Linked DNA regions of Homo sapiens: regions 1, 2, 4 and 5 are each linked to region 3. The links are chromatin loops, found by intact Hi-C in ENCODE. Cell type or tissue: OCI-LY7. All regions are shown on one strand. Each heading gives the region's core, and the rest is flanking DNA. Links, peaks and the distances in the headings are about the cores only.

Region 1 (6,370 bases), core at 654-5,653, 130 kb after region 3:
TTGGTGTATTATGAGGGCTTGTATAGAGAATGATCAGTCCTTTTTTTTCTTTCTTTCTTTTTCTTTCTTTTTTCTTTTTTTTTTAGGTGGAGTCTCACTCTGTCACTAGGCTGGAGTGCAGTGGCGCAATCTTGGCTCACTGCAATCTCTGCATCCCGGGTTCAAGTGATTCTCCTGCCTTAGCCTCCCAAGTAGCTGGGACTACAGGTGTATGCCACCACACCTGGCTAATTTTTTTTTTTTTTGTATTTTTAGTAGAGATGGGGTTTTGCCACATTGGCCAGGCTGGTCTCAAACTCCTGACCTCAGACTAACTGCCTGCCTCAGCCTCCCAAAGTGCTGGGATTACAGGTGTGAGCCACCGTGCCCAGCCTGATCAGTCCTCTTTTTATATAATCTGAAATCATAGGTTTTACCCCTCCTAAGGTTATCGTGGGATAGTATCTGATATTTGGAAGGGGTTTTGATGAATATTATGAGATGTTATTGAAGTAGCTGAAACAATAGTTTCTGTATCAGTGAAGGACTTTGACCACAATCAATCAAGTACTACCTTTAGTAGGTTTTCTAATTCTTCATTGCTTAATAATTCAGTGTCCTCAATGGTGAGATGGATAGTAACTGGATTAAATTTTTAAAAATTTTTTGCTTGTGTCTGTTAATTCTGTTGTGTCATCCATACCATCTAATTCTAAATATATTTCCCACTTCTGGGAGAAAGAAATATAGGCATTATATAGTTTTAAGAAGTCTCTTCCTATCAGATGGATGGGGGCTGATGGAACCAAAAGGAAAACATGATTCCCTTGTAAGATACCTAGTTGAGAAGTTGCAGGGTGAGACTTGTGTGCTGATATGGAAGTATTTGTGACACCTACCATTTAGACCGAGTGTTTACCCTCAGAAATGTTTACCCCGACTTTGTGATAAGGTTAGATTTATTACAGATAATGTTGCTCAGTATCAACAAGGACTTGGTATTGTTCTTTACTTAAAATAATTTCTATTGAGGCCGGGCATGGTGGCTCACACCTGTAATCACAGCACTTTGAGAGGCTAAGGCAAACCGATCATGAGGCCATGAGTTTGAGATCAGCCTGACCAACATGGTGAAAACCCACCTCTACGAAAAATACAAAAATTAGCTGGACATGGTGGCACATGCTTGTAATCCCAGCTACTCAGGAGGCTGAGTCAGTAGAATTGCTTGAACCCAGGAAGTGGAGGTTGCAGTAGCCCGAGATTACACCACTGCACTCCCTGGGAGACAGAGCGAAGACTCCTCTCAAATAAATAAATAAATAAATAAATTCTATTTTTCCCAGAATATTAGTAAGCAGAAAAGGAAAGCTCCCTTTAAATTTCTTGGAGCACCTCTATTCCGTATTTTCCTCCTTCATCTGTTGTCATTCCTTCTGTTTTAGTTTTCAGTAATCTTTTTTGGAAAGTGGCCAGTTTTATTGTAGTTATTACAGATTGAAGGATTAGACCTGTTCAAAGGTTTATTGGGGTATTTTGACTGTCTACACTTGGTGGATACTTGTTTTAGTTGCAAATTCATAACTTTACTCACTTTATTCTTTGGTATGGCCTCTTTATCTTTTTCTTCTTTAAAGTACACAACGACCCGTCAGCAAGATTAATCAAATCATGGGTTTGAGAAGTGGCCCAACTAAGGCACTGTCTCTTTACTATTAGAGTGAATTCTTTATCTAGAACATTCATAAAGTTGGAGTTGAGGAAAGTATCTTTTCTTTTTCTTTTTTTGAGATAGAGTCTCCCTCTGTCGCCTAGGGTGGAGGCAATGGCGCAACTTGGCTCACTGCAACCTCCACCTCCTGGGTTCAAGTGATTCTTCTGCCTCAGCCTCCCAAGTAGCTGGGATTACAGGTGCATGCCACCACGCCTGGCTAATTTTTGTATTTTTAGTAGAGACGAGGTTTTACCATATTGGTCAGGCTGGTCTCGAACTCCTGACCTCAGGTGATCCACCCACCTCGGCCTCCCAAAGTGCTGGCATTACAGGTGTGAGCCACGGCACCCAGCCCAGGAAAGTATCATTTTTATGATTAGCATCACTCACCTCACATAAGCCTGAATATTGTCTAAAAGTCTTTTTACATCTTTCAAAGTATAACATAACTGACTCTGGATTTTGTATATATGGTTATATTTTATGCCAGTTGACTACCTTTTGTTTGTTTGGTTTTTTTTTTTGAGATGGAGTCTTGCTCTGTCGCCCAGGCTGGAGTGCAGTGGTGCGATCTCGGCTCACTGCAAGCTCCTCCTCCGATGTTCACGCCATTCTCCTGCCTCAGCCTCCCGAGTAGCTGGGACTACAGGCGCCTGCCACCACGTCCAGCTAATTTTTTTTTTTTTTTTTTTGTATTTTTTTAGTAGAGATGGGGGTTTCACCGTGTTAGCCAGGATGGTCTTGATCTCCTGACCTTGTGATCCGCCTGCCTCGGCCTCCCAAAGTGCTGGGATTACAGGCGTGAGCCACCGTGCCCAGCCTTTAGGCAATCTTTTATTTTCCTCCTGCAGTGAAGTAACTTTATCAGAACCTCTTCTGGATGCTTCTAAATACCTCTAAAAATAAATCTCCCAATTATTCTATTTTATCCTAGAACCCGATTTTTCTTTTTCTTTTTTATTTTCTTTTTTTTGAGACGGAGTTTCGCTGTTGTTGCCCAGGCTGGAGTGCAATGACGCCTAATCTCAGCTCACCGCAAGCTCCGCCTCCTGGGTTCAAGCGATTCTCCTGCCTCAGCCTCCTGAGTAGCTGGGAATAAAGGCATGTGCCACCGCACCCGGCTAATTTTTTTTTATTTTTAGTAGAGATGGGGTTTCTGCATGTTGGTTATGCTGGTCCCGAACTCCTGACCTCAGGTGATCCGCCCGCCTCGGCCTCCCAAAGTGCTGGGATTACAGGCGTGAGCCACGGTGCCCGGCCAGAACCGGATTTTTCTAATTGAGCACACAAATAATTTAGTTTAGGCATTTCAAAGTACCCTACTTTGGCCATTGCAATTTTGGTTCTTCGTGAGTTCTTCAAGAGACAATTTTTCTAAATAATGACAAGAAGTAAAACCGTAAGTACTGTACAGGTATCCAGCTGGAGTCTCTAAAGATGGACCTCTCCACAAGGAGGACTCTATTTTAGATAGCTGATCGCCTATAATTTGTATTCTCCTCTTAAGTGAAAGGGAAAGATGTTTTGGATCAAATGTATTATTTATGGGAATAGCTCCCCCGTGTGTTACCCTTGGATCAGTTCTTTCCTCTTATGTGTCTCAGTGAAACCCAGAAATTCTGGGAGCTTAAGGCACTGGGACATCAGTACCTTATATATATTTACTGAATTTAAGCAAATTTCCCTGTATGTTCTTCTTTGGGGATCCCCTGTGTGACCATTTCTCATCACAAGTGATAATCTCTGGCACTCCTACAAGACCTCAGTCACCTAAGGTGCCTTTTGGTCAGGATGAACAGTGTACGTTGCCTTCAGGACTTATCACATTCTCATAAAGATTTTTTTTTAATTAATTATTTTTTTTTTATTTTTATTTATTTTATTTTTTTGCAGAGACAGGGTCTCACTATGTTGCCCATGCTGGTCTCGAACTCCTGGTCTCAAGTGATCCTCCAGCGTCGGCCTCCCAAAGTGCTAAGATTACAGGAGTGAGCCACTGTGCCCAGCCAATAAAGGTCTTTTATAAATTTTTGGTCACTCAAAAAAAGAATTTAAATGTGCCAAATTGAACTGAGCTTCAAAACCTGGCTAGTTTAAGGTCACAATTTTGCTTAAGCCACAGAAATTCATATCTTATTAAAGGGAAACTGCTTTTCCTTTAACCAGATTTTGCATGAGAGAAAAGGTTGCAAACTTTAGCAAGTAAGGCAAACAAAACCTTAACCTTAAAAAAGAATGAAACCGTAAACCTGCAAACAACAGAATCTCTCGAGAGATAAGAAATGAAACTCCTACCTTAAAGATTTAAAGTAGAACTTTAATTCCAGCCCCATTGAGTATGGAATCAGGTCATTTGAACAATATACGAATCTCATCTAAGCCAGGGAGATTCAAAATGCAAGAGGGGTCTCACTTAGGGCTCCCATAAACTCCAGCAACAGTCTGTACTGGTACCACCTATCTGTTAGCAAAACAGCAGGAGTCAGTGGCAGAAGCTAACTTCAGGTCCCATCTGGGTCACTAGTATGTCAACCTGAAATAATTTAAAGCATCAGAATCCAGTTTAAGAGTTTATGCAAGCACAAAGTTGAGGATGAATATCCGGAAATACAGACCCCAAAGGAATGGGGTCAGTGATCCCAAGCTGAAAGGTTATGGTCTTACTTATATAGGCAGCAAACAAAGAAATTTAACAGAATTACATTTTTCATACAAGGGTAGTTTATGAGTTACTGCAACTTTATTAGTTATAGCTTGTTTTCTTTCCCAATTTAAAGGAGTATAAGAGAATATTTAACATTTTATTTTAGACAATGTGATAGTTGTGAGGTCATTGTGTAAGAGAAGAAAGAAGGAAGCTAATCTATAATGAAGATCAACAGTTAAGAGAGAAAGGGTCTTCTCTGGCATCCTTTAGTCTTTTACAACATTTTATAAAACAATGTAGGTAAAGAAAAAGCTAATCCATAATTAGAGGAACAAAGGTTACAGCTGCCTAGGTTACAGCTGCCTGTTGTATGACTTGGGCCTCATAACCACATTTCTTTAAGGTTCAAAATAATTTAAAGTTCCAACCACTTTGATTTTGAATTTCTTATTTTCACATAACAAACAACCTCAACATCTCTGTAGTTTATAATCTCATTTACTTATTTTTTCTCACTCACAGGTCAGTGGTTCAGTTGGAGTTTGGCCAATCTTAGCTAATCTTGCATCCAAGATGCAGACTGGGCTGAGATCTACTTTATACATGCCATCCTGAGCTCCAAGCTCAAAAGGCAATGGCTAGGGGGGACAAATTGTACTCACGGACACAACAGAAGTGCAAGAGTGCAATCCAAACAATGTGGGACAGTTAAATTTCTGCTCATATCACACTTCTAACATCCAATGAGCTGAAGCAAGGCACAGGGTGAAACCTGGAACCAAGGGGTGAAGAAGCACCCTCAATCCACTACAAAGCCATGGCAAGAGTGCAGAGGAATAGAACTCTTACAAGGCCTTAAGACTTGGGACCAATTATTCAATCAACTACAAATCTAACCTTTTTTATACCCCTTTCTCAGATGATGCCTGGATTACCCCAGTTCTGACTTACTATAGATTTTATATATTTAAATTCTGACTTTTTTTTTTTTTTTGAGACAGAGTTTCACTCTGTTGCCCAGACTAAAGTGCAGTGGCACGATCTTGGCTCACTGCAAGCTCTGCCTCTGGGGTTCACGCCATTCTCCTGCCTCAGCCTCCCGAGTAGCTGGGACTACAGGCGCCTGCCACCACGCCCGGCTAATTTTTTGTATTTTTAGTAGAGACGGGGTTTCACCATGTTAGCCAGGATGGTCTCGATCTCCTGACCTCGTGATCCACCGGCCTCGGCCTCCCAAAGTGCTGGGATTACAGGCCTGAGCCACCGCGCCCGGCCTAAATTCTGACATATTTTTAATCCCAGAAGGCTTTATTATTTTTGTGTCATGCAGTTAACTTTCATTTAGATTTACCAATATATACTTTTTGTTGAATTTTATCCATTCTATATCTCTGAGCTTCCACTTGAGAACATTTTATTTTGACCTGATAAAAACCCATTAGTATTTCCTTTAGTTTAGATCTTTTGGTAACAAATTTTCTCAGATCTTGTTTGTCTGCCAATGTCATTATTTTCTTTATTTTCCCTTCCATTCCCTTCTTCTCTTCTTCCTTTCCTTTCCCTTCTTCCCTCCCTCCCTTCCTTTCTCCCTTCCTTTCCCTTCCCTTTTCTTTTTTGAGACAGAGTCTCACTCTGTGTTGCCCAGGCTGGAGTGAAGTAGTGCCATCTCAGCTCACTGCAACCTCCGCCTCCCGGGTTCAAGCAATTCTCCTGCCTCAGCCTCCTGAGTAGCTGGGGCTACAGGCATGCGCCACCATGCCCAGGTAATTTTTGTATTTTTAGTAGAGACGGGGTTTTAGCACAGATGGGGTTTCGCCATGTTGGCCAGGCTGGTCTCGAACTCCTGACCTCAAGTGATCTGCCCACCTTGGCCTCCCAGAGTGCTGGGATTATAGGCGTTAGTCACCACGCCCAGCCTAATGTTGACATGGAAGTGCTGGGTAGAGAAGGATGTGGTCCCTTTAAATGCTATGGAAAAGGGGAAGGGAAGCGCTGGGTAGAGGAGGGCGTGGCCCCTGGCTAGGGCTCCA
Region 2 (5,000 bases), core at 1-5,000, 69 kb after region 3:
ACAATAACACAAGGTATGCCTGTGTACTTATTCAGAATTGTTCTGTCTTCTTGAAGAATTGACTCCTTCATCTTTATCACTGTGTAATGTCCCTCTTTATCCTTGATAACTTTACTGTCTCTGATGCCTGCTTTGCTTACGTAACTACACCACCTTTTTTTGATTAGTGTTATCATGGCATGTCTTTCTCCAGTCCTCGCTTTTTTTTTTTAATAGACTTTATTTGTTAGAGCAGTTTAGGTTCACAGCTAAATTGAACAGGAAATACAAAGAGTTCCCACATGCCCGCCTCCCCAACATACCCATAGCATCCCCCACTTTCAGCATCCCCCACCAGAGTGGGGCACACCGTCACCCAAAGTTTACATTTGGGTCTACTCTTGATGTTGTACGTTTTACGGGTTTAACCAATGTATAATGACATATATTCATCATTATATATCTTACAGAATAGTTTTTTGGGTTTTTTCGAGACAGAGTCTCGCTCTATTGCCCAGGCTGGAGTGCGGTGGCACAGTCGCATCTCGGCTCACTGCAACCTCCGCCTCCCAGGTTCAAGCAATTCTCCTACCTCAGCCTCCCAGGTAGCTGGGATTACATGTGTATGCCACCACACGTGGCTAATTTTTGTATTTTTAGTAGAGATGGGGTCTCACCATGTTGGCCAGGCCAGTCTCAAACTCCTGACCTCAAGTGATCTGCCCACCTTGGCCTCCCAAAGTGTAGGAATTACAGGAAAGAGCCACCACACCCAGCCAGAATAGTTTCAATGCCTTAAAAATTCTGTGCTTCATATAGTTACCTTCCTTTCCCCAACCCCTGGAAACCACTGATCTTTTTATTGTCTCCATGGTTTTGCCTGTTCCAGGTTGTCATATAGTTAGAATCACCCCTTTTCTTGTATTTATTTATTTACTTATTTTTTGTTCTTAGAGATGGGGTCTCATTATTTTGCCCAGGCTGCTCTCAAGCCTCTGGGCTCGAGCAGTCCTCCTGCCTCAGCCTACCAAGTAGCTGGGACTACAGGCATGAGCCACTGTGTCCACCTACTATTAATCTGTCTTTGTCTTTTGTAGTTAAAATTAAATTTTTAAAAACATAAACCCATTTCTTTTTTTTGTTTTTTTTGTTTTTTTTTTTGAGACGGAATCTCACTTTGTCACCAGGCTGGAGTGCAGTGGCACGATCTTGACTCCCTGCAACCTCTGCCTCCTGGGTTCAAGCAATTGCCCTGCCTCAGCCTGCCGAGTAGCTGGGACTACAGGCACACGCCACCACACCCGGCTAATTTTTTGTATTTTAGTAGAGACAGGGTTTCACCGTGTTGGCCAGGACGGTCTCAATCTCCTGACCTCAGGTGATTCACCCACCTCAGCCTCCCAAAGTGCTGGGATTACAGGCGTGAGCCACCGTGCCCGGCCTTATTCTTTTTTTTTAATCTTCACTTCTTTTTATCTTCTTTTTCTGCCTTCTCTGGTTTTAGCTGAGTATTTTATATGATTCAGTTTTCTCAGCCAGGCATGGTGGCTCACGACCATAATCCCAACACTTTGGGAGGCTGAGGCGGGTAGGTCACCTGAGGTCAGGAGTTCAAGACTGGCCTGGCCAACATGATGAAACCCTGTCTCTACTAATAATACAAAAATTAACCAGGCGTGGTGGCACACACCTGTAATCCCAGCTACTTGGGAGACTGAGGCAGGAGAATCACTTGACCCCAGTAGGTGGATGTTGCAGTGAGCCAAGATCACACCATTGCATTCCAGGCTGGGCGAGAAGAGTGAAAATCCATCTCCAAAAAAAAAATGATAATAAAATAAAAATAAATTTTCTCTCCTCTCAGCATTATTAATTATGCTTTAAAAAATTTTTTTTAGTGATTGCTCTAGAGTTTACAATAAACATTTATAACCTAACTCTACTTTCAAATAATATTATACCACTTCATGGGTAGTAGAAAGAGTTCCCCACTCTTTCCTTCCATGCCCTATGACATTGGTACCACTTATTTCACTCATTCATAAACTATAGTAATTCAAGACATGGTGGCTGTTATTTGTTTGAACAGAAAGTTGTCTCTCAGATCAGTTGGGAATATGAAATACAAAAGATTCTATTTTATGTTCATTGTTTTTTTTCTCTAACATCACTCTTCCTTTCTTCATGCAGATGTGAGTTTCTGGCCTGCATCATTTATCTTCTCTCTGAAAGACTTTTAACATTTCTTGCAAGGCAGGTCTTCTGGCAACAGATTCCGGTGTCTCTTTGTTTATTTTTGTCTGACAAAGTCATTATTTCTCCTTTACTTTTGAGGCATAATTTCACTGGACACAGAATTCTAGGTTGGCAAGAGGTTTGTTTAAGCACTTTAAATATTTCACTTCACTCTTTCTTGCATGAATGGTTTCTGAAGGGAAGTGTGATGTAATGTTTTTGTGCAGGTTAAAAGAGCAGAACCTTGTGAAAGAGCTGAGGCCCCGAGACCTCCTGGAGAGCAGCAGTGACAGCGATGAGAAAGTCCCTTTGGCTAAGGCTTCCTCACTGTCCAAGCGAAAACTTGAGCTTGAGGTAGAGACAGTAGAGAAGAAGAAGAAAGGGCGGCCTCGGAAGGACTCTCGTCTCATGCCTGTGTCTCTGTCTGTCCAGGTGAGGCCAGTGGGCCCATCCTGCCTTCTTTAGCCCACCTTTCTGTACTTAGAGCTTGAAGGCCCTGTGTGCATGGTAAGCCTCAGCTGGGTGGGTCACCTTGGGAACCAGCTGGCTTAGACATGCAGCCCCTGGAATGTAGCATGGAGGCCACGCTCTCCCTCAGATGTGCCCTTGACTCACCCAGGGCCCTTGAGCAGGTTCCCTGGCATCAACTGGCTTGTCCATGAGGTTAGGATCCTTGTAGCATTCCCCTCTGCTTCCTCCCTCCCAGGGTGGAAATGCTCTGGTCGCAGGCTCAGCCTCACTTCTGGGTGACCTGCCTTTACCAAATGCTACCCCGTAGTGTTAGAGCAAGGCTCAGGAACGTTTCTGGCTCTTCCAGTCTCCAGCTGCCCTAACCGCAGAGAAGGAGGCCATGTGTCTGTCTGCACCAGCACTTGCACTGAAGCTGCCAATTCCAAGCCCCCAGAGAGCATTCACCCTCCAGGTAAGTTCTAGGACCCTGCCAGTTCTCCCTCAGGCACACCCAGACATTCTCTGTCCCCTACTGCATACAAATCCTATCTTGTCACTTCCTTGGAGATTGGTTTCCAGTGGCTCTCCATCACCTTCTGGGAGAAGTCATAGCAGATCGGGGTACCCACCAACTCTTAGCGAAATTGCCAGCCTCCACTCTCACTCACCCATAGCCTCTGTCTGGCTTTGCCCTTGGGATTCCAGCTGCTGGGGCTGCCATTACCACCACATGTTCTGGTGCTCTTCAGGACTCCTCTCAGGTGTCCTGGCTGGAAGCCACCTCCACCTCCACACACAGCCCTGGGCAGCCTCAGGCTTGGTGTCTGTGGGAATGTGTGGTCATAATCTATCTCCCAACCATCCTGCTAGCTTTGTCTTCTCAGTGTCTGGCACAGTCAATCATCAGAGTTGTTTGAGCTCTTGGAATGGAAGCTTGTAAGCATGTGGTTATCCAAAACACAATTCTGGAGTAAATAATCCTTTATACCCAGAGCCCTCCTGGTCACTTGGCCCAGCATAGTATCTAGGCCTCTCCTGCCATGGTGCCGTCACACACACTGCTGCCTCTCTGCATACCCTTGTACCTCAGCTCAGGTGCGTGTCCTCGAGCAGCCTTCTTGGACCCTGCTTGCGGGTCACTTCCCACTGGCTACACACTGCTCTGAGCCCAGGTTGGTCCTCACAGGGCACCAGAGAGCAGGCGTCAGCCCTTCCTACCATAGGTCCTTCTGGGCCACAGTGCAGAGGAATGAAGCAGGGAAGCCAAAGGGTAGGAACCCATAGGGTTTGTTCTTATTGCTGGTGTGAACGGAGGCAGGGGCCCTCCAGTGGTCAGCAGCGTTCAGACGTGCTCTTGCACTCAGAGGTGTTCTGACTTAGGTTCCCTCCTGGGTGCCCTGCTTCTCAGCACAGAACTCTCCCAAACTCCTCCAGCCCTTCCCCTAGGCATCTTGCCCTCCAAGCACTGCTTGGGACTGTCATTTCTGGGTCTGTGAAGGGGGCAGTCAGCCCTCGGCCCAGCTCACCCACTTGAGTGGCCACACAAGCACAGACTGTTTGGTGGTTCTGCCTATTTTACCACAGGGAAAATCTGTTGGTCAGCTCCCCACACACGCGTGTGGCTGAGCCCATTTGGTGCCAGACACTGAATTAGGTGCTTTTCATACATGCTGTGCCATAAACACCCCTGCCAGTTTAGTCTCAGTTGAGCAGACCAAGTCTCACCACCACAGGAACTGGAGAGCCCCTTTGGGGGTTTTCTAAACATTCCCTCCAAGCACTGACATGGTCTCTAATCTTGCCAAACACTGCCATCTTTGAAGATTCTTCAAGTAGGAGGCTAGAAACCCAAGTCTCACTCCCAGCTCGGTCCTTTGCAGTGTGCTTTTGGGCACGTTACTCCCTTGTGAGATGAAGTGGCAGGGTTGGGAGACTTTGGGGTCTTTAACCCTGGCACTGCTTCTCTTCTCTGGCTGTTCAACTACACAAATGACAGGGTAGAAACCAGCTCCCAGCATTCTCCCTGCCTTGGGGGCCACATGTCTGGCCCTCTGGGCCTCCCGCTCAGCCCCTTTGCCCTACCTGCCCTCCCTCTCCTCTCTTGGCCAGCCAGTCTGCCTCTGTATCCTGCTGCTGCCTTGGGGCCCCAGGCTACAGAGCCTTGGAGCATGTCACCTGGGCTGCGGCCCTTGTCTGAGCAGACCCGTGTGTTTACTTCATCCAGGTCAGCTCCGATCCTTCCATGTACATTGAGGTGGAGAATGAAGTGACAGTGGTGGGGGGCGTGAAGCTGAGCCGCCTGAAGTGCAACCGGGAAGGGAAGGAGTGGGAGACGG
Region 3 (6,192 bases), core at 1,193-6,192:
TTCAAGCGCTCCTTTGCTTCTTGGTCTTTTTTAGGATCTACCTTCTTCTTTTTTCGAAGAGGTTCTGATCTAATAGATAAAGCAAATATTAAACATTTTCCTCTTTGGTCTCATGAACCTACTGAGAGACAAGATGGTAAGTACCCCATACTGACCTCTCCACTGGGGGAAGGAGCTGTGCATGACTAACTCATGAGCTCAGCGTGGTGAGGAGGTACTCCACCCCACAGTACTTGTGAGAACTGTGTAGGTGCCATCAATTACAAGAAATAGTACAAAAGCAGCCGGGTGCAGTGGCTCAGGCCTGTAATCCCAGCACTTTGGGAGGCAAAGGCGGGCAGATTGCCCAAGGTCAGGAGTTCGAGACCAGCCTGGTCAACATGGCGAAACCCTGTCTCTACTAAAAATACAAAAATTAGCTGGGTGTGGTGGTGCGCACCTGTAATCCCAGCTTCTCGGGAAGCTGAGGCAGGAGAATCACTTGAGCCTGGGAGGCGGAGGTTGCAGTAGGACAAGATCGCGCCACTGCACTCCAGCTTGGGTAACAGAGCGAGACTCTGTCTCAAAAAAAAAAAAAAAAAAAAAAAAGTACAAAAGCAACAAGAGGCATCAGGGTATAAAATCGGGAAGTGTTCCTCTTTATTGCTGGGATTCAGGTGTGCCTTGGGATTACACTCAAAAGTGAAAATACCAAACTGTTAGATTAGAAGCTTATTACTATTAAAATTGATTTGTGGACTGGGTGCGGTGGCTCAGGCCTGTAATCCCAGCACTTTGGGTGCTGAGGTGGGTGGATCACCTGAGATCAGGAGTTCGAGACCAGCCTGACCAACATCCAACATGGTGAAACCCCGTCTCTACTAAAAACACAAAAATTAGCCGGGCGTGGTAGTGGGCGCCTGTAATCCCAGCTACTTGGGAGGCTGAGGCAGGAGAATTAGTTTAACCCAGGAGGCGAAGGTTGCAGTGATCCGAGGTCACACCACTGCACTCCAGCCTGGGTGACACAGTGAGACTCCATCTCAAAAAAAAAAGAAAAATCAAATCCTTTACTATCAAGATTGACTGAATCAAGTATCTACAAAGAGTCGAGAGTGCCAGATGGAAATACCTTTAATACTTGCATCTTCCCCACACTCTCCAGGGCCTCCGAATGGGCAGGGAAGAGGAAGGGTCATGGAGAAACAGAAACTTAAGCTGTGTCCTTTAAAACACACAAGAATCCCTTCAAGGAGAATACTTACTTCTTGAGAAACTGCTCAAATTTTAAAAATTACAAACAACAATCTATGGTTTGGAAAATGTTGGAAAAACAGAAAAGCATCGGCCTAAATTTAACTGAGAAACTTTGTAGGCTGTTAATTTTGCAAACCACACATCCAGCATTCTTGCTTTGTTCTCTACACATAGACTGACACCTTTACCCCCAGAGGTCAGGCCCTCGATTGAGTTTTACCTCATGGGAATGAGTTCCCAGAAAGACAACAATGACGCTCGCTGGTGAGTCTCTCTAAGCTGCGTCTGCCAAGTTCCCAGAAGCCTGAAAGATACAAGAGTATGTATAAATATCTGCTTCTCCAGGCTAGGCGCGGTTGCTCACGTCTGTAATCCCAGCACTTTGGGAGGCCGAGGCGGGTGGATCGCGAGGTCAGGAGTTCAAGACCAGCCTGGCCAACATGGTGAAACCCCGTCTCTACTAAAAATACAAAAATTAGCCGGGCGTGGTGTTGGGCGCCTGTAATCCGAGCTACTCGGGAGGCCGGGGCAGAACTGCTTGAACCCGGGAGGCAGAGGTTGCAGTGAGCCGAAATCGCGCCACTGCACTCCAGCCTGGGCGACAGAGCGAGACTCTGTCTCAAATAAATAAATAAATATCTGATTCTCTCCCACTTCACAGGAAAATAAAAAATTGCAATGCTCCCAAACCCGGGGCACTTCTAACTACTTGATATGACAGCAAGGTCAACGTGGAAGGTTTTTCAAAATCTTTCGTTCAGACCACAGAGGACTTAAGCAGGACCGCTGCTCGCCAGGGTGCTCAGATTTTCATGCATAAGAGTCACGACCAGATGGCTCATCCCTGAGATATTCGTGGACTGGGAGGCGAGCAGGGAGCACAGGCGAGTCCTGGCGGACAGTCGCGAAGACCCCGCACGCGCCCTGGGCACTCCGCTATCCGGCCAGCGTCCGCACTCACCCGCTAGTCGGGCGCAGGGCTAGCGAGATACTTCGCAGCACGGAGGCCGTCATGGCTACCCTCGCCGCTTCCGGGCGTGCGCCCCTCCACAGTCCGGCCCGCGGTGCCCCCTGCTGAGGTCCGGCAGACCAGGCGCCCAGCGCTCAGGCGTTCCGGCTGCGTGGGCTGGGACGCGCCTGTCCCCGCCCCCGACGCAGCCCCGCCTAGGGTGTCAGCTGCGCACACACGAGGGCCTTGCGTTTCACGCGGCTCGGGGTCCTCCCTTCCGTCCCCGCCCTGTGCTGGGAGCGCGCCTCTGCAGCGGGCACAGTCTAGCCAGTCAGGCCCTAGCCGGTTGGTCGGTCTGCGCCCTCGCGCGGGCCTCGGCTCCGCAGTGCAGCCGGAGCGGCCGAGGGGGCGTCCCTCTGCTCCTCCGAGTCCAAATGTTCATGTCTAGGCAAACGGCCCCGATCTTCTAATAAACGCGTCCGCCCCAGCCTCCCCCACCAGGGTTGGCTCGTCCCCCGCATTCGTTCGAGTCCGAAGCCCGGATCGCATTCCGGCGCCGGCGCGGAGCCCGGCGCTCGCAAGATGCCCAATAGCGCGTGTTGATGAATGACGGAAGCTAGTTAATAAGTCGGACTCAGACTGGCGAGGCAGAGCTGGTGACGGGCGGTCCACGCCACCTGGGCCCCGCCTGCCTCTGCGGGCGGCCCGGGTTGCAACTGCAGGCCCCGCTCGCTGTCCGCCGTCCAGGCGAACCGCCCTTTCTGGGGCGCCCGCGCCCGGGCCCGACCCGAAGCCCCTGCCAGCGGAGGAGCCGGGGCGGCCCAGTCCGCGTGGGGAGCGGTTTCCCGCCGGGGCGATTTGGCAGGTGCGCGCCGTGACTTCCGGCGTTGCCCGGGAGCCGCCTGAGGAGGAGCGGCGCAGGGGATGCGGCTGTGGTGGCGGCGGCGGCGGCCGAGCGCGGGTGGCGGCTGTGGCGGCGGAGGGGGGCGCGGGCCGGCGATGGCGCGGCGGCCCTGAGGGCGCGGGGCGGGCGGCGGCCGGAGGGCGGGTGGCGCGGGAGGAAGCGGCGGCGGTGGCTCCATGGCCCGGGCGCGCTGAGGGACCCGGCGCTCGCCTCAGCCCGGCGGCGGCGGCGGCCGAACAATGAAGCTCCTGAAGCCGACCTGGGTCAACCACAATGGTGAGTGCGCGCAGGGGTCGCGGGAGGCCGAGCCCGGAGTCGGGTCGGGGTCTGGAGTCGAGTCGGGGCGCGCGCAAGTCCTGCCTGTCTCGCCCCTGACGCCCGGTACCCGGTGCCCAAGCCAAGAAGCCGGCGGGAGCGGACTTTGTCCTCAGCGCGGAGAGGCTGGTGAGCCCCAGCACGTGCTCCGGGTTGACCGCAGCGAGGGCCATCTTCGCCCCTGGCTCTTGCTCTGAGTCTTCCGCTGCCCACCTGTGGTCCTTGGAGGGGCCGCGGCCTGGCTCCCAGGAGCGGGCCTTGGTGCCAGCCAGTGCCTTCCACTGGTCTGCATCGCCCGAGAAGTGCTCAGACGGTCCTGAAGGTGAAACCGGGATGAAATCCCCCTTGTGGCCTTTCAGTGGCAGGATGAAGATCCGAAATCTGCAAGAGGGACTGTTACTGCCCCTCTGGATCTGGGGACAGTGCCCCCAGTTGGGGAATTGTGGTCCCTAAATAGGAGGGTTTGGGGGCCCCGGGCCCCCGCGAAGGATCCACGATTAATGCTGAGCTGGGACATCAGGGTGAACTAGGGTTGGGCAGATAGGGCACAGGTGTGTTCTAGCAGAGGGGCTTCTTAGCTCTGTGGCAGTGGCTCCAAAGCACACCCTTGGGGAACGGACTCATCCACCCCATATCTTGACTCTGATACAGAGAGGCTAGTGGTAATCAGTTTCGTCATAGTTCTGCCTTGTTGGCAGAACTGCTGCAGGAGTTGGTGTTTGCTCCCCGGGTAGATGAAAAAAGCGCGCCTCCCCCTCCCCCACCCCACTCTGCTGACAGCACTGTAGCACAGAAATCAACCCAGGGAGACTCCTCCAGCCCAGGGCCTGATTCTGGCCTGTCTGACTGTTGACAGGCAAAGGGTCACCCTGATGCTGTCTTGTTCCTCATTTCTACTTTGCAGTGCGACTACAGGGTGCTACCGTTTTCTTTAGGAGCGAGAATAGATATTTTAACATGTGGCTTTTTCGTTTTGAATTTGGTCCCAGGATGCTCTCTACTACCACAACTAAACTGAACTGATCATGTGTGTGTTCTCCTCCTGCCACCTCTCTCTCCTTCCATCTTGTGTGACATCTTTCCCATTTTTCAGGGACTAGGTTCACGTGTTTCTTTTGAAACTGTTCATCCTGAGTTACCCCGGTAGATGTGCTGTATCACTGTCTGTGTGTTTTGCCTGGCATGGAAGGTGTGAGGGTACTTTCCATATGCCCCCAGGGTAGGGACTGCCTCAGTCCCTTCTGTATGCCCTACTGCATTGAACAACCTCTTCCACATGATGGGTATGTGATAAATATTGGCTAAAACAGGTAAGAAAGCTGAGGTTTTCATAATTTATCAAGATGAAGTTAGGTTTACTGTGCATGAAAGCCGAAGCCTTGAGTTTTAGTTTCATTTCTCCTGTTGATCTCCAAGAGCATTTCCTGATGTGTACTGTGCAGATCTTTCCCTGGAGAACTGGACAAATATTGTAATTATGAATTATGATGCTTGTGATTAGGAAAGGAAAAATGTTATTATGAACTAGTTTACTGTGTGAAGGTCTGATAGAATTTTTATTTTAAAATGCTTTACCTAAATCAGTTTTTGTGAATAGCCTACCCTTCTCCAGCCTCTCTTCTACTGTCATATAACTTGTTCCTTTTTGATAAGCTCCTTTGTAGGCCAAAAGTTTTATGCTATGTAAACATAAGTAAGTCAAGATGCTTAAGTGACGAACTAGGTACAAATGAATAAGAGACTACACTCAGATCAGCAGCCAAGTGCATCAGCCTGGCAGAGCAAGCACAACAGTGGCCCTTATTGCTGAGGGCCTCTCTACAGCCCTAGAATGGAGCATGATAATATCTACTCTAACCACTTCATAGTATGCTTGTGATACTCAGTTGGGAGCGTAGATATAAAAATGCTCCCCAAACTGTTAAGTGCTTTAGAAATCTGAGATAATAAGTAATAATAAAAAGAGGCTGGGCACGGTGGCACATGCCTGTAATCCCAGCACTTTGGGAGGCTGAGGCAGGTGGATCACGAGGTCAAGAGATCGAGACCATCCTGGCCAACATGGTGAAACCCCGTCTCTACTAAAAATACAAAAATTAGCTGGGCGTGGTGGTACGCACCTGTAGTCCCAACTACTCGGGAGGCTGAGACAGGAGAATCGCTTGAGCCCGGGAGGTAGAGGTTGCAGTGAGCCGAGATCGCGCCACTGCACTCCAGCCTGATGACAGTGAGACTCCATCTCAAAAAAAAAAAAAAAAAAAAAAAAAGATATGGCAACTCTGGCAGGATGGGATTTAACTTCTTTTAAACTTGTTCTTTGTTAAATTTCCTTTCTTTTAAAATCTCATGGAATGTTCAGAAGGACTGTCAAGAGGTAAATTACCACTGCCCTGGAGGAGATGATGCTGGTCTGAATCACTACCGAGCAGGCCTTTAAATACTGTAGGAGTATTGGTGGCTGCTGGGAGCAGGGGCTGCTCAGCCGGAAGCCTGAGGGGTGGGTAGTGGCCAGTAAAATTGTGCTTGCTTTTGTAAAGCCATCATTGCACTTTCTGGCTTCCTTGTTCTATATTCATGTCTCCAATTTTGTGAAGCACAAACATAACTTTTTTTTTTAATAGAAATGGGATCTTGCAGTGTTGCCCAGGCTAGACTCAAATACCTGGGCTCAAGGGATCTTCCTGCCTCAGCATCCTGAGTAGCTGGGACTACAGGCGTGAGCCACTGCACCCAGCATGAACATACTTTTTCTGTTTTTCGAGAGTCTAAAGGGGGAAGTAGCAGACAG
Region 4 (6,370 bases), core at 585-5,584, 320 kb after region 3:
TTCCTTAACCCCAGGTGGAGCCACAGACTGCCTCTGTCCCCTGTTAGGTCCCAGGGTCCTCTAGGTGAGGGTGCAGAATCTTTTTCCATGTGGATACTCCAGTCTGAGGGACAGAACCACTCACCCTCTGCCAAATCCCTTCTGTGTTTGGCCATGTGACCACTGATGATGTGTGTTATGATCACTGGGGGTGTGATGAGGAAGAACGGTTGGAGACTACTGCTGAGGTAACTGACAGCGAGATGGTGGGGGGATTTGGGGACCACTGATTGTGATACTGTCTCATTGGCCCTTTCTCCATCTGTGTAGAGAAGGCAGCATCGACTGCTGATTCTAAAACTGTTTTTCTTTCTAGCTTTAATTGTGAAACAAAATTATATCATGAGCCACAGCTCTATCCAGGTTGAACCCACCATACATAGCTGAGAAAAAATTGCCTTCTGAATGCTGGTGCACCCTGGTCCCTTCCTGCTGGTTGTTGGTCCTGTACAGGGCCTGTGCTCAGCTAGGCCCCTTGGTAAGGTAGAGGACTAGAAGGTCGTCTTCCTTCTATTGTTGGTACAGCTAGCTGGGAGAGGCAAGTGACTTGTCTAAGGTCACACAGCTGGTGAGCAGCAGAGCGTGGGTTCAGACCCAGGTGGAGCTGGCTGCTAGCTCAGGGTTCTTTCTCTTTTGCTTTCAGTAGGCAGCTGTGCTGAGCTGATCACATCTCAGGGAGCTGAGAAGTGAACACAGCACCTTGGCTCTGGAGTCCAGAGTTGTTTTTTTTTTTTTTTTTTTTTTTTGTTTGCGATGGAGTTTCTGTCTGTCACCCAGGCTGGAGTGCAGTTGCGGGATCTCAGCTCACTGTAACCTCCACCTCCTGGGTTCAAGTAATTCTCCTGTGTCAGCCTCCAGAGTAACTTTGATTACGGCGCACGCCACCATGCTGGGATAATTTTGTATTTTTAGTAGAGACGGGGTTTCACCATGTTGGCCATGTAGGCTGGTCTCAAACTCCTGGGCTCAAGTGATCCACCTGCTTTGGCCTCCCAAAGTTACGGGATTGCAGGTGTGAGCCACCTCTCCCCGGCTGGAGTCCAGAGTTTTCTTTCATGTGAAGTAGCACAGGGGTTTGGTGCATAGGGAGAGAGTGCATATTTTCATCACAAGGAAAAGTGACCGAGGTTCAGAAGTAGCTGGAGAGGTGAGCTTGCACCTAGCCTTGCCAAATCCTCCTGAGTTTGGAGTGCTTTCCTCTGTAGCCAGTACTGTGACACTTTGTAGAGTTTGTCCACTGGTAGATTTGGCTTTTGGGTTAACAGGTTCATTTTTTTTAGTTGGAAAGTGATGTAATATACTTTCTACCTTCACTAGCTAATGAATTTTCCTTTTTTTTCTTGACAAAAAGAAAACTTTTATTTGGAAATAATTTCAAACTCCCGGAAAAGTTGCAAGAGTAAAGTGAGTGCAGAGAACACCTGCATATCCTTTGCTGAGGCTTCCCTACTGTTGGCATTTTACCTTATTTGCCTTATCCCTCATCTTCCATGTGTATGTGCATATCTGTGTACTCACACACATTGCTTTTTTCTGAACCATTTGAGAATAAGTTGTATGCGCCATGGCCGTTTATCCTTGTACATGTTAACCATTGCAGAGAGTAGAGGCTGCTCCCACTTAACCCCACCCCATCGTTCTCACTAACACCTGCTATGTGCCAAGCCCTGTGTCACGTGGGAAGGTCTCATGGGTGCAGGAAGCCCTGTAGTTAAAGCCCAGGTTGGCCCAGGTGGAGGCAAGCTGGCATCACTGCATGTCAGGGTTATTGTTTTAGTTGGCGGTTCTGGGTTTAGGAATGAAGACTGCTGTTGTGGAAGATTTGTGCTGTGTTAGGCTGCGCCTTCGCTGCTCCACTTCCCAAGCTAGCTTGTGGGCACTTTCCCCACCCCTTCCTTCCCACTTCCCAGAGTACTGAGTGATTATATCCTCTTAGCAGCGGTGGCCGGTGATTTGTTTGTGCAGGTGTCCTTCTAGCAGTGACGGCAGGTAATCTTGTTACGCACAGATCCTCTTAGCAGTAATGGGAGGTGAGTGATCTGTGTGTGTCCTCTTAGCAGTAAGGGCAGGTGATCTAGCTGTGCACGTGTCCTCTTAGCCATGGTGGGAGGTGATCTGGTTGTGCAGGTGTCCTCTTAGCAGTGATGGGAGGTGATGGGAGGTGATCTCATTATGCATGTTTCCTCTTAGCAGTAGTGGCAGGTGATCCGGTTGTGTGCATGTCCTCTCAGCAGTGATGACAGGTGATCTAGTAGTGCATGCATCCTCTCAACACTGATGGCAGGTGATCTAGTTATTGACTCTCTCCTGCTGGACCTGAGCCTTTGACAGGCAGGGAGTTCCTCTGCCTCTCTTGGTTGTTGGCATAAGGACGACCCGATTGGCATTTAGTAGTTTCTTGACTCTAAGTGGAATGCATCAGTGACAACATTTAAGGACCCCGTAGATAGCTCTTGACTGATTAGATGTCTTTTCCTTGGTATGCTATTAGATTTTCTCTTATGTGCTGTTATGTTTGGGTGCTGAGGTTTTGATGACCGTCCTCTTTCCTTTCTTTCACTGCCAGTCTGCAGAGTGGGCTCGGTAATCCCGAGAGACCAGTTTTGGGCCAACAGTTCATTGAGCAGAGTGATGCATGGGCTTGGGTATGGTTATTATGTGATAGCTGTGTAACACCTGTATTTGTGTTTCTGACATGATTTACCAGTTGTCCTGGGAAGTTTAGTCAAAGCCAGTCCATCTCATCCTGCCATTCCAAGCTGTGTGTCCTGTCAGTGTGGACATGGCGGGCTTGGCAGGGCAAGTCTAGGTTGGAGGGTGAATAGCCTGTGGACCCAGATGCCCTGGACCTTCTGGGCATCCTCCTGGGAGATGGGGAAGCTCAGGTCTGGTTTTGCCTCAAATGAGCTGTCTGTAAAAGTAGCAGCTGGGATTAGATCAAGCCTTCTCATCCTGGCCCATGGCAGGCAGTTGGGTATGGTGGCTTAAGAGCATGGGCTCTAGAGCCACACTGCCTAGGCTCAATCTGTTCTACTGCTCACTCTTCAGTTTCCTCATTTGGAACATGGACATCGTAACAGAGCTTTATAGAGATGTTGTGAGGATTAAAATGGGTAAGTATAAAATTCTAAAAAGTGTCTGACATAAAGCAAACTCTTCATCAGGCAAAATGTTAGTGTTAATCACAGATAGAGTTCAGGAACCCTGAACTGAAATGTGAAATGTGAGGTGGTTTGTGCACAGGGCTTATTGGTCGGGAGAGAGCTCCCTCAGGAGGTGGCAGAGTACAGTGGCTCTGAGGAGTGTCTGCCACACAGAGAGTGCTCTTTGCTGTTATGATGGGATCAGAGGGACTGCGTATGACTTGCTGAGAGCCCCCGAAACAGCCATGGTGCTTTGGACAGGGCTGGGATTGTTCATACACGTTTTGCTCTTTGTCACATTCATGCTCTGTCACCTGGGCCTGGTCAGGCACAGACTGGGCACTCAGAAATCAGTTATTGAACAAATGCACAAATGCCTATTTATATTTTGACATAAAGAGCAACAGCTACTTTAGCCAGCAGGCCTTGCAGCTGCCTCTGGTGGGGGTGGCGAGGAGGATGAGAGCCTTGTGGCAGTCCTGCAAAAATGCCTTGGGAGGATGGGATCCGGGGGTAGGGGACATGGCTGTGGAGCCAGCTGGCCTGGGCCCCACCCTGGTAGGAGCTTGCTTCTGTGATGGGAGCTGAGCTGAGAGGTGAGAGCAAGTGTGGCTTCTCATTAATGTGGATCCTCACTGAAGCTCACCAGCTGCCCAGCCTGGGGTGGAGGGTTGAGGGGCTCCCAGAGGGAGGGACCCCAGCAAGCCGGTGCTGAGGGAGCTGCCTCTCTGATGGACTTGCTGGCACCTGGCTTTGAGAACTGGACTGCCCTGTGTGAGGATGTGGCTGGACCTTCCCTGGGTTGTTTGCACAGTGCAGGGCTTGTTTCTGGTCAAGAGCTGGCTGGGTGCATGGGCTGCATGGGCTGCACATGCTTGCCTCTTGGCCTTCTCCTCCTCCTCTGCCTGCGGTAGCTGTTGCTTCAGTCACTCTGAGCTGGTCATTGTTCTTAGTGCCCTTGTCCCCTACAGGTCCCTCCCTGTAGGCTGACTTCTGGCTGACCTCTGGCAAAATGGCAGACAGCTATCAGTTTGGTTAGCTTGTCTTCCTTGGTTAGTCTGTCATCCTTCAGCTGTTGGCTGCTACTGTTGGACAGGACAGTACTGAGGACAGTATTCTGGTGGGTATGGTGGACTAAGGGTCCCCCAGGTAGACCCTGCCCTCTTCCTTGCCTGGGAAGTCTCATTTTCTGGGAAACCTTCCTTAGGAGTTCATAGTTGTGGAGAGGATTGTTTGTGGCTGGCCAGGGCACTGGATGAGGGGCAGGAGTCACAGCAGAGGGACCCAGAAGGTCAACACAGGGATGATCAGCAGGAGACTGACCACAGGACCGGGCCAGATGCTCCATTGAAACTAGGTCTGCTGATGCAGAGGTCTCTCCGGTGCCACTGGCTGCTTCTTAGGGCCTCCAGGTAGATTAGTTTACCTACAGAACTCTGTCTATGGTCTTAGAATAAGAGGACCTGGAAGAGTTAGAGGCTTGTTGGGGGCCATGGCAGGCCTTTGCTGCAGTTCTTGGAGGTTTCTTGGCCACTCCTGACAGTGGGAGCAGCTCTTCGGATTTCCCCATCTACCCTATTTGCGAAGGATGCCTGCTAGACCAGCATGGTAAGCCATGGGGCATGGAGAGAGCCCAAGGGTGTAGAAGATCTTGTCTGGACAATCTAGAAAAAATAAAGTTGATATTTCTTCACATTTGCTAACATTCATACATAGAATATTTTACATAAATGGAATTATATTTTTTATTTAATTTTTGTATTTAACTTATTTTGAGATCTTTGTAGATCAGTGCATATATAACTTCATTCTTTTTTTTTTTTTTCCTTTGGTAACAAAAGATGGAGAGGAAAGGTGGGAATGGGTCGGGGCAAGATTGTCTTAACTCGTTCTTTTTTTTTTTTTTTTTTTTTTTCCTCAAATGGAATCTTGCTTTTGTTGCCCAGGCTGGAGTGCAGTGGTGCAATCTCAGCTCACTGCAACCTCCACTTCCTGGGTTCAAGTGATTATGCTGCCTCAACCTCCCAAGTAGCTGGGATGACAGGCGTCTGCCACCATGCCCGGCTAATTTTTGTATTTTTAGTAGAGATGGGATTTTGCCATGTTGGCTGGGCTGGTCTCAAACTCCCAACCTCAGGTGATCCGTCTGCCTTGGCCTCCCAAAGTGCTGAGATTACAGGCATGAGCCACTGTGCCTGGCCTAACTCATTCTTTTTTAGAAATCTTTTTACTTTGGAAATATTTCAAACCTACATAACAGTAGGTTGACTTGGCAAGTGGAAACCCCTTCACCTGGCCTTTTCAGGATGGGAGCGTGTCGCCTTCTGACATGTTTCCATCAACTTGAAATTCCTTTTTACCAGGCACATCTTGTACCTTACCTGCCCCACACTGGAATGGGGCATTTTCCCACAGAGCGCTGGTTCCTTTTGGTGGGAGATGGTATTTAGAAAGCAGGATTTTGGTGGTAGATGTGTTTATTGCTAGCTACTAGAGTATGCTGCGACTCCATCTTTTCAGTCTAGCCCAAGAGGTGTGTGCATACGTGCATGTGTCTGTGCCTGTGTAAGTTCATACTGTTATTTTTTTTTTTTTATTTTTATTTTTTTGAGACGGAGTCTCGCTCTGTTGCCAGGCTGGAGTGCAGTGGGGTGATCTCGGCTCACTGCAACCTCCGCCTCCCGGGTTCAAGCGATTCTTCTGCCTCAGCCTCCCAAGTAGCTGGAACTACAGGCATGCGCCACCACACCTGGCTAATTTTTGTATTTTTAGTAAAGATGGGGTTTCACCATGTTGGCCAGGATGGTCTCGATCTCTTGACCTCATGATCTGCCTACCTCCACCTCCCAAAGTGCTGGTATTACAGCCGTGAGCCACTGTGCCTGGCCCATACTGTTTCTTTAGTTCTAATCCAGCGTTCCAGGTTCTTGCTTGCTTTCTCTGTTGCATGTTTGTTTCTCTCTTTTTCTACAGTGAGAACCCTGGCTCCCAACAGCATCAGTAGGTTTACTCATTTGCTTAGTCTTACACTGCACCCAGAATAGTTTCAGAAGTACTGCATTCGCACCACTAGTAACAGCAGACCTATTAAGTAGAATTTAATTTAATTTAATTTTTTTTAGCTCTTTGTGTTTTCAGATTGATGGTGTATACTCAAGGTTCTTGGGTTCAAAAGCTACTTGGATTAA
Region 5 (6,370 bases), core at 853-5,852, 190 kb before region 3:
CCCCTGGCAGGTGGGGCTGCCAGAGCTGTCTCGGGAGGTCTGCGGGGGTGGGGGGCGCACACACACACACACACACACACACACACACACACACACACACACGGGTCAGATGGGGAGGAGCATGGGATGGGGCTGTCAGCAGGAAGGGTGTGCAGGGGGCAAAGGCGTGTTGTAGGGTCTGGGCTCCTCATCACTGGAGGGGCCTGGGCAGCCTTGGACGCCACCACTTCTGCTTCTGGGAGGTTACAGAGGGATTCCAATGCTGAGCCCCCAGAAGTGACTCAACCAGGCATCCGTTTCTCCAGTCATCATCCTCTGCTTTGGAATTAAACTCTCCCAGGCCTTAGTAAGCAAGAAGACAGCCCTGCAGGTGAACTTGAGGGTGAAGGGCAGGGAGGGTGGAGGGGTTGGTCCTGCCCCCTCCAGGTCCTTGAAGGCTCCAGCTGGAAGCTGCTGGGGCAGGGCCGACTCTCCTGGGAATGGGACCCCACCCCACCAGGTCCAGCCCTTCACTCCTTTTCCTTGCCTAAACTTTTTAACGCCTCTGCCTGGACTTCTCTCGGCCCGAAGATTCCCATCCAGTTCACTGCTATTGTGCGCTGAAAAGCATTTCAGTTCCCTATATGACGCTTTGCTACCCCAACCCTGACTTAGCAGCGCCGTAAGCCACTTCGTAATGTCACTTCTGCCTCTGGTTTCCCTGTTTCTGTTATGGGACCCAGCTGCCTCATAAATGCTTCGCCTGTGATCAGACACAGTTGGGGCTGCCAAGGGCTCTCACCCCAGCAGGGCCTCACCAAACCCTGCAGAGAGGACCCCAGGCATCCAAGAAGAGGCTGGGAAATGCCGAGTGCCACCACCCTGCCGACACCCCACGCTGGCTTCAGGGCTGCTCGGTGTGATTGGTGACACGGAAGGGTGGTCATGCAGCCACACACATCCCCATGGGAATCCGCGGCAGAGGAGGGCAGGCGGGGCACGGGTACATGAAACAGCAGCCTTGACCTTGACTGAGATCGTGGTGATTAAAAGGGCAATTGAAACAATGGGGGGAAAGCCAGAACCAGGGGTGCGAGAATAATCTATCAGGACTCTTACCAGAGCCTTCCTGAAGGGAAAAAGAAATCCAGTAAAAACAAACTCTCCTTCATGGTGGCAACAATGAAACAATCTCGCTTCTCTTGCTCTCAATTTTATTGGCCTCCAAAGTTTCTGTGTTTCTAAAGATTAGCCTTCCCTTGGGAAGTTAGTGGGGGGAAAATAAGCAAATATTAGTTTCCCTCTCGAGAAGTCATTCTTTCGAGCCAGTTTCCCCAGGAGCTCTACAGGGCACAGCTTGTGAAACCTCATTCCAGGCCTTCTCAACTCAAGTGGGGGGAAAGGATTAACAAATATCTTTGAATTCCAGCAAGACAAAACAGGAATGGCCTCAAGCCGGGCTTCCTCCTGCAGCCTCTCCAAGGCTCCTTCTGCCTGGCCCAGAGTCACGGAGGAAGAGCGCCCGTCTTCACGGGCTGCCCTGGCGCTGCATCAGATCCGCCAGGTGGGCCGGGGACAAATCCTGATTTTCACTTCTGATTAGTAATTGTGTGCGAGAGATGTTCCCAGCTAAAATAATATACAATAACTTCCCTAGAGAAAATATACACAGTCAATTTTTGGAATCACTTAACACAACCCTTCACCAAGTGAATGTACAATTGGAACAACATAACACGTTTCCCATGTGGAAGAGAAGGGCTGGTACACGTTGACGTCATCGTGGGAGAGACAAATGTGCCGGTTTTATTAACCCCAGGCCACACGTAGGTGAGCAGTGGGCCATTGTTATGCAACCATTCAGTATTATTTTTCCATAAATCAAGGTAACGCCTAATGAAGTCCGAGTCTTTAAATCAAGCAGCCTTTTCCTATTTGGAACATAAAGTTGGGCTGTTGCCAGGAGCTCCGGGAAGCAGAGGGCCACAAGTAGCGTTTCAATAAGGAACGTAAGTGCCCATTCACCGGCACCGGATGCAGGCTGGTGGGTCAAGCCCACTCGCCAATATTGTCAAGTCAGTCTTAGGGGAGCTTCGCATTAGCACTGACAGTGATGGACTGCAGCTGGGGCTCAAGAGCAGCCCATGCGCTTCTGCTGGGAGAGGGACGTGGGGAACAGGCAGCTGTTTTGGCCTCCCGGGGCTGCCATCACAAAGTGCCACTGGCTGGTGGCCTCACCGCAGACCTTTATTGTCTTATATTCTGCGGGCCGGAAGTCTGGGATCAAGGCGTGGGCAGGGTTATGTCTTCCGGGGACCTTCTCCCGGGCTTGTCGATGGCCGTCTTCTCGCCATGCCCTCAGAGGGTCATCCCTCTGGGCATACCTGTGTCCTAATCTCCTCTCCTTTTTCTTTCTTTATTTAGTTTTAGAGACAGGATCTTGCTGTGTTGCCCAGATTGGAGTGCAGTGGCACAATCATGGCTCACCGAAGCCCCACATTCCTAGTGCTCAAGCGATCCTCTTGCCTCAGCCTCCCAGGCTCCCAAGTAGCTGGGACTACGGGTGCACCTCACCATGCCTGGCTAATTTTTAAAATTTTTTGTAGAGATGGGGGTCTCACCATGTTGCTCAGGCTGGTCTCGAACATCTGGGCTTGAGCAATCCTCCTGCTTTGGCCTCCCAAACTGTTGGGAGCCACCTTGCTAGGCCCTAGTCTCCTTTTCTTATAGGACACCAGTCATACAAGAGTAGGGCCCACCCTCATGACCTCATTTTGAATGAATTACCTGTTTAAAGACCCTCTCTCAGCCAGGTGCAGTGGCTCAGGCCTGTAATCCCAACACTTTGGGAGGCCGAGGCAGGTAGATCACTTGAGGTCAGGAGTTCAAGACCAGCCTGGTGAAATCCCGTCTCTACTAAAAATACAAAAAATTAGCCAGGCGTGGTGGTGCGCACCTGTAGTCCCAGCTACTTAGGAGGCTGAGGCACAAGAATCTCTTGAACCCAGGTGGCAGAGGTTGCAGTGAGCTAAGATTGCACCACTGCACTCCAGCCTGGTCAACAGAGCAAGACTCCGTCTCAAAAAAGAAAGAAAGAAAAAGATCTATCCAAATACAGCCATATGGGGTTGGGACTGGGTGGTTAGGAGTTCAACATAGGAACTTGGGAGGGAGGCCATAAATCAGCCTATAACAGGGGAAGCACAGAAAAATCTTGGCATCATTTTGCTGTTGTAAAAGAAAATGGAAAGGAAGGAAGGAATAGATATTGGGTGATTCCCGGCTGTTTTCCCGCCATGACTCAGCTGGTGCAGCATCTCCATCAGGCCAGCCCAGGCACTCCAGCATGGCCTGACCCTTGGACGGACAGGTGTGAGGGTGTGAGGGATGGAGGTCTGCATCCAAGACACCCCCAGAGACCCCTGAGGTGAGTGTGTGTGCAAATGAGCTGGCCAAGGGGCTGGATTTGCATTCTTGATGTTTTCTGCAGAGACAGAGCAGGTGGAGGAAGTGGGAGGCAGCTGGTGGGGAAAAGCCAACAAGCTTAGCTTCATTTTCAGTTCTCTGCAGCGGGGCAGCTGCTTATCTGCTGGAGGCTCAGATCCTCCATCTCTAAGGTAATGATACCCTCATCTCACATGTCCTCGAGAGGATTAACTAACTACAGCATCGTCTGCCAGGAAAGCCCAACACAGAGCCTGCCTGGTCCACAGCGCCTGGGAGCTGTCATTGTCTGCCCTCTTCCCAGCATCCCAGACTCATGCTTTCATCCAGGGCTCTGGGTACAGGGAGAGGAGGTATGGGTGGCTGGAGTCAGAGACCTAGGCACAGCTTCCTGGTCACAGTGGATTTGCACTGGAAACAAGAATGTTCTGTACTCACTGCCTTTGCAGAGTTCACATCTCAACTATGAATGACAGTGACTGAAAAGGGGCTTGATCCAGCCCCGACATCTTCTGGGTGCACATTCCCCAACTTTCTTCCCACCACGGGGAGGAAGGAGTGGGAACCAAAGGCAAATAAGTATTAGAACAATGGCAATTCAATGTCTTTGAAGACTCGAAGTAGTTGGGTGACGGAGTCACAGCATACACAATTGTGCTGGGGCCCTGTGATGTCCTGGAGTGTGCTATGATTCACATCACCCTCTTCACGATCTAGAGATGGGCCACAGGGACATTACCACGCACCTCGCAGCCCAGAGGTCACTTTCAGGTACCACCAGGTGCCATCTGGAATGGGGATAAACATTTGGGGCCATCAGTTGGTTCAGGAGGCTGTGAGGTCACATGGAACAGACAGCATCGGAAACCCCCAACCTGGATTCTGGGAGGCAGTGTGGCTGACAGCTCTGCAGGGACATGCCGCTTGACCATGAGTGGCTTTTTCATACTTTCTATATTTCAATGTTAGAGAGAAGAAAAAGCACTATTTAGCTGGGAACAATGGCTCACACCTGTCATCCCAGCACTTTGGGAGGCTGAGGCAGGAGGATCAGCTGAGCCTAGGAGGTCAAAGCTGCAGTGAGCTAGGATTGAAACTCTGCACCCCAGCCTGAGTGACTGAAAGTGAGACCCTGTCTATTAAGAAAAGAAAAGAAAAAAAGGCTGGGCATGGTGGCTCATGCCTGTAATCCCAGCACTTTGGGAGGCTGAGGTGGGTGGATCACCTGAGGTCAGGAGTTCAAGACCATCCTGCCCAACATGGTGAAACCCCATCTCTACTAAAAATACAAAAATTAGCTGGGCGTGGTGGTGCATGCCTGTAATCCCAGCTACTCAGGAGGCTGAGGCAGGAGAATCGCTTGAACCCAGGAGGCGGAGGATGCAGTGAGCCAGGATCGTGCCACTGCACTCCAGCCTGGGTGACAGAGCGAGACTCCATCTCAAAAAGAAAAATAAAAAAGAAAGAGAAAGAAAGAAAATATGATTTATCTGCCCTGTCACCAAGAAAAAAAAAGAAAGAGAGAGAGAAAGAAAGAAAGAAAGAAAGAAAGAAGGAAAGAAAATACGATTTATCTGCCCTGCCATCAATTTGTCACTTTGAGAAAGAAAACAAGAAAAGGTTCTTGCCACAACAGACATACAAAGCATAATCTGCCGGTTTGGGAGGAAAGAGCCTTTTCCAGGGACTTTCTAGAAAGGCCTCTCTTGTTACCTGGCCTGTCAAGGTGTGTGGGGGCGGGAAATGCCGCTCTGCACCGACCCTGGCGCGGCCTGGAGCTACTGGCCCGGGACCTGGAATGGAGCAGGATTCCCACGTGCCCTTCGCGGGCTGTGCAAAGGGCGGCCAGGCAACCGCAGGAGACAGTCTCTCTAACGAGTAGAAACTTTTCTTACTTTTAGCAAACCAGCAATGCTTACTCTCTCAAATGGGGTCTTCTCTTTTAGAATCAACATTAGAACCTGACTCTGCCCCCCATGACATAGGCCCCAAAGAAAGACATCCAGGAACCAGCGTTCCTACGCTATGCTCCCTTTCCTTCAGGTGAGGGCATCGGCTTTAGCAATCTCAGGGACAACACTCACTTTTGCATGAAGAACTTTCATAAACTCCACACCTGAGTTTCAGGCTGGAAAGAAATCAAGAAAAGCCAGTGAAATTTGATCACAGAACGCCCCAGCTCAGCAATGCATCACCAGAAGTAATAGAACCTCCTGCAGGGTTCTGACCCCCTCCCTCCCCCTGCCAACACGTTTTTAACAAAAGCCAGACCGCAGGGACTACATCAAACCTTAACACTTCTGCTCATCAGAGGACTCAGTCAACAGAGTAATGGCAACTGACAGAATGAGAAAAAATATTGGCAAATCATACATCTGACGAGGATCAACAGCCACAACATAGAAAGAACTCTTGGCTGGGCACGGTGGCTCACGCCTGTAATCCCAGCACTTTGGAAGGCCGAAGAGGGTGGATCACCTGAGGTCAGGAGTTCGAGAACAGCCTGGCCAACATGGTGAAAACCCATTTCTACCAAAAATACAAAAATTAGCTGAGCGTGGTGGTGCGCGCCTGTAATCCCAGCTACCAGGGAGCCTGAAGCTGGAGAAACGCTTGAACCCGGGAGGCAGAGATTGCAGTGAGTTGAGATCGCGCCACAGTACTCCAGCCTGGATGTGAGAAACAAACTCACTCATCCAAACCCAAAGAATGGACTCAGAGACCCAGAGAACAGCCAAAGTGAGACTTTTAATGACGATCTTGCCTGATAGGCAGGCACAGCCAGCACAGTTTCAATAGGCAATGTATCCCCTAGTGTGCAGGTCCCTCCCCCAGTTCCTCATAAAGTGAGTACTATGGGGCTACAACCTTCCCGGACATCGCCTACTGATTGTTCTGATTGTTAGGTAGGGCCTGTAGGTGTTTTTTTTTTTTTTTTTTTACAGTT

The links. A loop is a pair of places that touch in the nucleus more often than their neighbours do. Peaks named below come from ENCODE experiments on the same cell type or tissue, not always from the same donor. Only the 100,000 strongest peaks of a DNase experiment are listed, where the experiment ranks them.
Region 1: a loop joins it to region 3, with 4 times the contacts of the local background. A loop is called at or near these places in 32 of 110 quality-filtered maps.
Region 2: it touches region 3 in a loop (11-fold over the local background); 3 of 110 quality-filtered maps call a loop at or near these places.
Region 4: it touches region 3 in a loop (6-fold over the local background); 17 of 110 quality-filtered maps call a loop at or near these places.
Region 5: it touches region 3 in a loop (6-fold over the local background); 3 of 110 quality-filtered maps call a loop at or near these places.

What each region holds. Positions count from the first base shown.
Region 1 is chr22:19,297,069-19,303,438 of GRCh38, reverse strand. The region is part of intron 1 of LOC105372859 (a long non-coding RNA gene); the gene reads right to left. Among named protein-coding and RNA genes, the nearest start is that of CLTCL1, 8.5 kb to the right of the region's middle. RefSeq lists an enhancer at 5,882-6,370. In OCI-LY7, for the core only: CTCF peaks have their summits at 3,037 and 3,246; a DNase peak (open chromatin) is centred at 3,258.
Region 2 is chr22:19,359,373-19,364,372 of GRCh38, reverse strand. HIRA (histone cell cycle regulator) reads left to right here. Exons shown (of 25, transcript NM_003325.4): 16 at 2,442-2,646; 17 at 3,032-3,136; 18 at 4,889-5,000. Among named protein-coding and RNA genes, the nearest start is that of HIRA, 70 kb to the left of the region's middle. In OCI-LY7, for the core only: no CTCF peak of the experiment used is centred there; a DNase peak (open chromatin) is centred at 2,452; H3K27ac peaks cover 1,314 bases.
Region 3 is chr22:19,428,613-19,434,804 of GRCh38, reverse strand. It overlaps HIRA (histone cell cycle regulator), which reads left to right and starts at 3,072. Exons shown (of 25, transcript NM_003325.4): 1 at 3,072-3,365. The coding sequence starts at 3,329. MRPL40 (mitochondrial ribosomal protein L40) reads right to left here and starts at 2,260. Exons shown (of 4, transcript NM_003776.4): 1 at 2,198-2,260; 2 at 1,457-1,540; 3 at 1-69. The coding sequence starts at 2,250. RefSeq lists silencers at 2,186-2,495, 2,786-3,185 and enhancers at 3,470-4,217, 4,166-4,235, 4,476-4,605. In OCI-LY7, for the core only: a CTCF peak has its summit at 3,792 (motif pointing left); DNase peaks (open chromatin) are centred at 2,384, 2,994, 3,534 and 4,104; H3K4me3 peaks cover 4,040 bases; H3K27ac peaks cover 3,934 bases.
Region 4 is chr22:19,112,790-19,119,159 of GRCh38, reverse strand. The region is part of intron 1 of DGCR2 (DiGeorge syndrome critical region gene 2); the gene reads left to right. Among named protein-coding and RNA genes, the nearest start is that of DGCR2, 6.4 kb to the left of the region's middle. RefSeq lists an enhancer at 4,053-4,947. In OCI-LY7, for the core only: CTCF peaks have their summits at 3,112 and 3,316; DNase peaks (open chromatin) are centred at 619, 1,719 and 3,309; H3K4me3 peaks cover 758 bases; H3K27ac peaks cover 1,035 bases.
Region 5 is chr22:19,616,641-19,623,010 of GRCh38, reverse strand. No RefSeq gene overlaps it. Among named protein-coding and RNA genes, the nearest start is that of LINC00895, 53 kb to the right of the region's middle. RefSeq lists enhancers at 1,919-2,680, 4,701-5,279, 5,280-5,859 and a silencer at 3,031-3,325. In OCI-LY7, for the core only: no CTCF peak of the experiment used is centred there; DNase peaks (open chromatin) are centred at 930, 3,120 and 3,510; H3K4me3 peaks cover 1,729 bases; H3K27ac peaks cover 2,057 bases.